Regions from separate parts of the Homo sapiens genome. Here region 2 is linked to region 1. Evidence: chromatin loops called from intact Hi-C (ENCODE). Cell type or tissue: IMR-90. All regions are shown on one strand.

What was found. A loop is a pair of places that touch in the nucleus more often than their neighbours do. Peaks named below come from ENCODE experiments on the same cell type or tissue, not always from the same donor. Only the 100,000 strongest peaks of a DNase experiment are listed, where the experiment ranks them.
Region 2: a loop joins it to region 1, with 5 times the contacts of the local background. A loop is called at or near these places in 1 of 110 quality-filtered maps.

What each region holds. Positions count from the first base shown.
Region 1 is chr6:169,452,636-169,456,635 of GRCh38, reverse strand. It overlaps a transcript of WDR27 not described here. Among named protein-coding and RNA genes, the nearest start is that of LINC02519, 66 kb to the right of the region's middle. In IMR-90, a CTCF peak has its summit at 1,923; a DNase peak (open chromatin) is centred at 1,915; H3K27ac peaks cover 1,542 bases.
Region 2 is chr6:169,510,296-169,514,295 of GRCh38, reverse strand. All of the region lies in intron 25 of WDR27 (WD repeat domain 27), which reads left to right. Among named protein-coding and RNA genes, the nearest start is that of LINC02519, 120 kb to the right of the region's middle. In IMR-90, a CTCF peak has its summit at 2,298 (motif pointing left); no DNase peak of the experiment used is centred here.

The sequences.
Region 1 (4,000 bases):
GAGGCAGGGCTCCAGAGGCTGCCTGTCCTGGGAATTGACTCTGCATGTATCAGACTCCTAAGATCCCAGGACCCCACGGTTATAAGATCCTAGAAGAATGAGGATGCTTCCAAGGCAATTCAAGATTCCAGATAACCTCAGCAGCCTGTGATGCCCCATGTGAGGACTCCTGGGACCAGCCGGAATGCCCTGATCTAGAGTGGTCTCTTTTATCCGTGAAACCAGGGAGCTGGGGGCTTTCATCCCACCCAGAGCTTCACCAGCCACCACTTGTCTCTATTTTCACAAGAGACGCAGTGTGCTGTGACCTCACCTTCTAAGAAATGTCACAGGGTTGACTTCCTGGGATCCTTACTGGAACTTTCACACATCGACCATAAATGTGCCTGCATTTTTCTCGTAATATTTTTGAGAAGCAAAAGTTTAGAATAACTCATTTTTATTTTTCCAATACTTAGAGTTACCTAAACATTTTAAAATATATTGTTTCCCCTTGGTTAAAATGAAATTTATTTAAAACTAGCTAAAAATAGATAAATAAAGCAGATGTAGAAAGCCCAGAGTCTTATTTAATATTCTTAATTTCAGTAAATCATTTAAAATTTTGACATACTGTTTCTGACACATATTGCTATGGTTTTTATATAAATTTTTCCAATGTCAAATGTGACTTTAAGAAAAAGAAATATAAAATTATTTAATCTAAATAATAATTGCTGAATAAATGTCAAAGAAGAAAACTCTAATATGTAAAATACCAAATCTATTAGAGACCTCTATCAGGGGAAGACTTAGGACAAAACAAACTTGGCAAAGCCACTGCTAGGAAGAGAGCTGTGTCAGGTTGCAGCATAAGAATAGCAGTATAAGTCCTCTGCCCATGAAGACTTTCTAGGAAGACAGCAGCCAGGAAAGCAGAGAACAAAGCCAGGGGGCATGGAGGGCAGGGCTCTGGTGTGGCCTCTGGCCTGGGGTGAAGGACTTGGCCACTGTAGACTCAAGAGGCTTCCCTGCCTGGTTCCGATCAGCAGTGCTCCCCACACCACTCAGAGGAGGAGTAGGTGGTGCTGTGAGTGGATGCCTTAGAGATCTGCCTTTCTAATGGTGGGATGTATCATGTTTATTTTTTATCTGTACTATTCTATCCATAATGAAATGTTCTGAAGTAGTGAACAGTGTGTTGTAACGTAAAACTGGTTGGTTGCTCTGCCTTCATCAAAAGGTAGTAATAAAAATAACATGTTTATGTAGAGCTTTTTAGTTTTCACTTGATTCCAATTCATCGTCTCATTGTTCTAATAGACCTGTGTGTTTGATAGGCATTGTTGTTATTCTTAGCCTCACTTTCCAAATACTTATCAAGAGCTGTGCCACAGAGAGAAGCCATGACATTCTGTCTTGGAAAATCCATTTAAAGGCATACTGCTCCCGTGCAAAGTCTGTCGACTTGATCAGGCTGAGAGGCCCTGGCCTTTTCCAAGGTCTGTGTGACGAGGACTGAGCCAGGCTTTCCAGCTGCACCTCACGCAGGACAGAGCAGCCAGGGTGTCCGGGAGGGCTCAGCTGCAGGCCAGGGCGCTCAGGTCTCAAGGAAAGTCCAGGTTCAGACACTAGGCCGGGTCGCCTGGTACCAGAGCCCGCAGTCTTTGCTCACCCATGCCCCAGGACAGCTTTCTTGATCTGTGGTGGTCCTGCTTCACCAACCGAGTGGACACAGGCTGGTGAGGAGCCCACGGCTGGGCACACACCTGTGGACAAGTGCTGTCCACCTGCAGCCCTGGCAGCCCAGCCATGGATGTGCAGGGGAGGAAGGATGAGCCCCGGCTCTGTCTAGCCTGCTGTCTCCGTGATTACAGGCTGTGAAGATTCCTTCTGGTGCTTGCGTGATAAGATGATTCATATCATGTGGCACATGTCATGGGGCTTGCACAACTTTGGCAAGTCCATGTTCTTTAGACAACAAAGCAAGAATGTGATCGTGGTCCCAAGTCTGGCCACCAAGGGGGGTGGTCTGAACATGCTGGAATAAACAATATCTGTTCGTTTTTGACATTCTGTTTAAGGCATTCTTTGCAGATGTGGGAGCTCATTCTTTTTCCTTAGCTTAAAGAAAACTGTGTGTATTTCAGACTTATTGAAGGAGGACGCCTGGGTGTTTTCAGAGTAAAGGTGCTGTTATCACTGTTTGGCAAATGATTGGCTACTTAATGGAGAAAAAGATAACCTGTGTGAGTCATGTACCCACATGCAGGTCAAGCAGCCTGGAGGAACCAGGTGGCAGCACCAACTCACCGTTTGACAGGACCACCAAGAAATCTTTCTCAGATACCTAGCAGATATCTCCGTGGTGATAAGACTAGACTGAGCCATACCCAATGACCAACATGCAAATGGTTTTGAATAGCAATTTCATATAGCTCACACAAATATGTTTTTCCAAAAAGGGAGCAGAATATAAAATCCTGCCTCCTCTCTTTTATTTCTCTCATTTCTTTTCTCCTTTCTGACAAAAATTTATTTAGTGCCAACTTTGATTCAGGTCGTCATTAGGAATAATGTAATCAATTTCTTTTTTTCTGTATGTTCCCAACTTAATTTTATTTTTACTGTTATTGTAGCATTAACATACTCTCAGAACACACTGCAGCTGCCAACCCAAAAGAGATGGTTCATGAAAGTATTGTGCACCATGGAGAGCTAATCCAAATTTTATTTTTTTGTCTGAGATAGTTCTCCAGTGGACAGCTGACAGTTAATGTTGGTGATCTGCTTTGTGTTTAGGTTATAAGTCCCTTGGGGTGTGAAATTACCTTAAGCTATGAAATTATCTTACATTTAATGAGCCCAAATTCTTACTAATCTGTATCATATTCAGTAACGTATTTGGACTTTTCAACAGAGAATTTAAGAAATGATACAATTTAATGCCTATTTTTGTCACATAAGAGGCCAAAGATTCCAGATGGTTAACATTTTAATTGAAGTTAACATGGAAGATAAATGAAACAAGCTTGACTGGTCAGTAGAAATTAGGTTCTCTGCAATTTTGAAGGTGAAGAGAAAATTGAACTGTCACTAACATGAGGACTTCAAAAGGAATAGTGGGACAACCCAGGAGAGAAAGCGTGGGACTCCCAGAGATGGAGGCTGAGGCAATGTGTCCCAGCATGTGAGCGGCAGGCTTGGATGTGGATTCCCTCCATGTAGCAACAGCACGAACCAGCCCTAGACTTACTCTTTTTTTTTTCCCAACGGATGACCTGGACATTCTGAAGTTGCATTAATAGCAAGTTTATATTCCTAATATAAATACATCTCCTCTGAGTCTTGGAAAATGGGATCAACTTAATTGTCTCCACATGTATGCTCTGGGGAGCCTGGTCCTCACTGAACCCCAGTTACAAAACCTACAGCAAATTTTTGTCCAGATCACTGTCCATCCAGCTTGCCGTGTTCTGGAGGAAGATGTTTTGTTTTATAGTTTGTGCTATAGTCATGAGAACAAGCAGCTTGTGTTCTATATCTTCTTACTTTTTGAAGCAAGTGTGCTGGGTACTGTTCACGCTGATCAGCCCTAGGCCTGGGGGCCGTGCCCTTGCAGCCACTCTGAAGCCAGTGCCCAGCCTTGTGCCTGGGAGACCAGGGAGGCTGGGGAGGGAGGCCGGGGAAGCTGACTGCACGGCAGCTGAGGTCACAGCTGCTTGTGGAGAGAAGCTTCAAGTTGACATCACTGTGAGCTAAAACCGTGGCTACCCTCCGGATAACAAAGCAAGCTATTGGCAGGAAGAAAGGGAAAATTACGAAAATTAAACAAGGCAAGCATTAATGCCATATTGCCTTTTCTCTCTGAAATGCAAGATTTGGCAAAGCCAATTTCCACATTTGGCCGTGGCCTCTCAGGCTTCTGTGCCATCCCCGTGGAACGTGGTGCTGATCCTGGGTCTCCCCTCTCCAGCCCTGGCTTTGTCCACTTTGCCCCTCCTGGGCTCCGCCTTGCCCT
Region 2 (4,000 bases), 58 kb before region 1:
GAAAGGAAATAATTTATAATAATTTATGTATACTGGTTATAGCTATTTGTTCTATTATTTGAACTAAAATCCTTTGTTTGAAAAAAGATGTAAACTACCATATCTATATATGTATATGTGTATGTATATAAGAATAATATATATATTCTTACAATAGTCTTGTTAGTTTTTTGTTGTGGAGGTGTGGTTTTTATTGTTTCCTCTCTTCATCCATCCTGAAATAACGTGAACCTTATCCAGACTTGGAATCAGTCAGCAATCAATGTAGATTGCCAGCTGCTATTCCCTTTTGCTCTAATTGTATGTCCCGCAGTTCTGAGATAAGAGCTAAAGCCCACTGTGCAATGCCATGTCTTTCAGTGGCTCTGTTCTACAGAAGTGCTGCTTTTTCCTCCTGTACTGTCTAGAGCTTTAATGCTGTGAGTAATGACAGCAGAGACATTTTCTCTTTAGGGCTGTGCCCATGTCTATTGGCACAGGGATTGGCAGAGGTAGACAGTCTATGTTAAACAAGTGAATGACTGACCACAGTTTCCAGCACATGTTGCTGTTTATAAGTAATTACTTATAAATAAACACATTGTTTATAAGTAATTACTTATAAATAAACACATTGTTTATAAGTAATTACTTATAAATAAACACATTGTTTATAAGTAATTACTGCATAGAATGTTCTGTTCCGAGACTCTCCTACTTAGTGCCTGGTTGTTTTCTGGAAGTTACTGCCTTTGAATCCATGTAAATGTGTCAACATGGATAAATGAGACCTACTTCAGTTTATACAACTCCCCAAAATTTTGAATTAGGGAATGAACACTGGGGCTCTGAATCTAGAATTTTGAAACATGGCTGCAAATCCTTCAACACTTCTTTCCTCGAGAGGTGGGCATCTGTGTTCCCTCCCCTTAAGCCTGGGCGTCCCGGGACCACTCTGACCAATTGTGCATGGCAGGAAGGAGGCTGTACAATTTCCAGGGCCAAGCCATAGAAACAGATACAGCTTCTAGTAATACTTTGTTTGCCAGAACATTCTCTCTTGGAAACTGAGCTGCACTGTGAGGGGCCCACCTCACTGAGGCCACCATGCTGGAGACTGTCTAGGTGCCCCCAGAAATTCCTGCTGAGCCCGCCCCCAACCAAGCACCACAGGGTGACTGCTGTCAGCACAACACGAAACAGAAGACTCACCCACAAAACAGTGAAATATCAGAAAATGGTTATTATTTTAAACCACTAAGTTTGAGAGTAGTTTATGGTGCAACAATAAGTAACTGGAACGTTTAGAAAAAAATTTTTTAATGTATTCTTTATTTCGTGAAAGTATATTTTCTTAAGCAGTGTCCGTCTCCTTTAGAGTTGGTGGTGATCTCATACATGTTTTGGCATCACTGTTCTATTAGCCTTAGTTTTCTATGTGTTTTCTATCTTCACAGATTTTCTTTTAACATGAAAACACTGCTTCAGAACTACTAGCCATGAACTATTTTTTCACATTCTTTCTTGAAACGTCAAACATGACTTTCTTTTAATACAAAATCAAAGGTGATTCAAGCCATTACCTCTACTATCTAAAGAGGTAAAACTAGACAAAGTTTCTATTGCATTCTAATGTTAAAATGTTCACATTTGCAGCATTTAAACAGCCTTTAAATAACATCATTAAAATCTAGCTTATGTGTGGTTTAGAAAGCCAGTAGGATTGACTTATGATCTCTCAGTAGCTCTTACTAAACATTTTCTTGCTTTGCTAATCTTAGACTCCTCTAGAGTAAAGTAGCTAAATGAATTAACATTACAAATTAAAGTTCCCATTGGGCTTATCGTTGTATTTCTATTTTGTAGGCTTGATTTAAAATTTAATTTAATTTTTGGTCATTCTAGGATAAAGAACCCTTTAAAAATTGTAAGTTAAATTTTATTTAGGAATCAACTTAAATTACACTTAGACATAAAGTTGAAATGACATTTCATTATTTCAAATCAAAGTATTGGATTTTTGAAAAGTAAAAAAGCTCTTCTTTGGTATATTAACAATAGTTTATTACATTTCCAAGACATCTAGGTATAAAATTTCTAGACTTGGTAAGAAAACACTATAAAATTATAATTTTGCAAATTACAAGCTATTACAATTTGTAGGGCAATCTAAAAAATATATTTTGTCAGTTTGACTTCTCTTTTCTATTTGAAAGGAAATAATTTATAATAATTTATGTATACTGGTTATAGCTATTTGTTCTATTATTTGAACTAAAATCCTTTGTTTGAAAAAAGATGTACACTGCCATCTGCAGATACATGAGTGTGACAGCCTGTATTTGGATGAAAGTCCTTACTGAGACCCTTGCTTCCCCAATCATTACATTTTATAAAGACTCCACTTTCCTTTTAGGAAAGCAGTAAACCAATGGCCATGGATTTTATTGTTTAAAGATTATAAAACAGTAAATTATCCATTCACCCATCTATCCATCAATTTTTTATGAATGATAAAACCATATAAAATGATGGCAGATATGAATAGTAGCTGAAGATATTAAGTATAATTTGGGTACTCAGATATTATCTAGAGCAAGAGTTGGCAAATATTTTTTTTTTGTAAAAGGCCAAATAGTAAATATTTTAGGCTTTGTGGATCAGGAAGGAAAACTGAGGATATTATGTATGTACTTAGAGAATAAGAAAGAACACAAGTTTATGCAGTCTTTTCATAGGCAACATTGAAAATATACTAATAAAAACTGAGTGTAATTTTCTTATAATACAGATCTATGATTAAGAGAATGAAATTATATTTTGGGGGGAAGGCAACACTTTATTTGGGGTTCAAAGTTAGCATTCCCTAACATCAAAATTAATTGCAAATATTAATCTGTTAGTGCTGATCTGTAATGAAATTTCACATATTTCATGTTTGAAAACGTCTCTTCACACAAATAGGTACTGCCAAACATACAAATCCATAAGTATTTGATTTTAATGGAACATATTTATTGTTTGATAAACATTCAGAGAATGGTATTAGATTTTACACTTGATATTTGCCTGTTAAGATCTTATTACATTGCAGAATAATCACTTTCAATGGAAGGTTACACAAAGGCTCCTCAAAGGCAGCTAAATGGATTTTGAAATGTGGAAATTGCCTTTGTTTTTGTATCAAAGTCTGAAACACACTACTGGAACTGGAACTGTGGCTTGAGATTGAGAAATGTTTCTGCTTTAATTGTGTGTGGGAATGGCTACCTTGCTGCTTCTTGTAACTTTTGACAGGATGAGCAATGTATAAAGCTGCTGATGTTGCTTGTGATTCAAACGTTAGTTGTCACCAAAATTAGTTTACCTCAGGAAAAGTTTTGCATATATATTTTTTTTGCCTTGTAATCTTAGGTTGAATTCACTAAGAAATAGTATCAAGCAATTCCATTGTCATTTAGAGTTTGATAAAAATGGAGGAAGAAATTGTTCTCATTCAGAAAACTTTGTCTTTTTTTTGTCTTTTTTTATTATTATTATACTTTAAGTTTTAGGATACATGTGCACAACGTGCAGGTTTGTTACATATGTATACATGTGCCATGTTGGTGTGCTGCACCCATTAACTCGTCATTTAGCATTAGGTATATCTCCTAATGCTATCCTTCCCCCCTCCCCCCACCCCACAACAGTCCCCAGTGTGTGATATTCCCCTTCCTGTGTCCATGTGTTCTCATTGTTCAATTCCCACCTATGGGTGAGAACATGCGGTGTTTGGTTTTTTGTCCTTGCGATAGTTTGCTGAGAATGATGGTTCCCAGCTTCATCCATGTCCCTACAAAGGACATGAACTCATCATTTTTTATGGCTGCATAGTATTCCATGGTGTATATGTGCCACATTTTCTTAATCCAGTCTATCATTGTTGGATATTTGGGTTGGTTCCAAGTCTTTGCTATTGTGAATAGTGCCACAATAAACATACGTGTGCATGTGTCTTTAGAGCAGCATGATTTAGAAT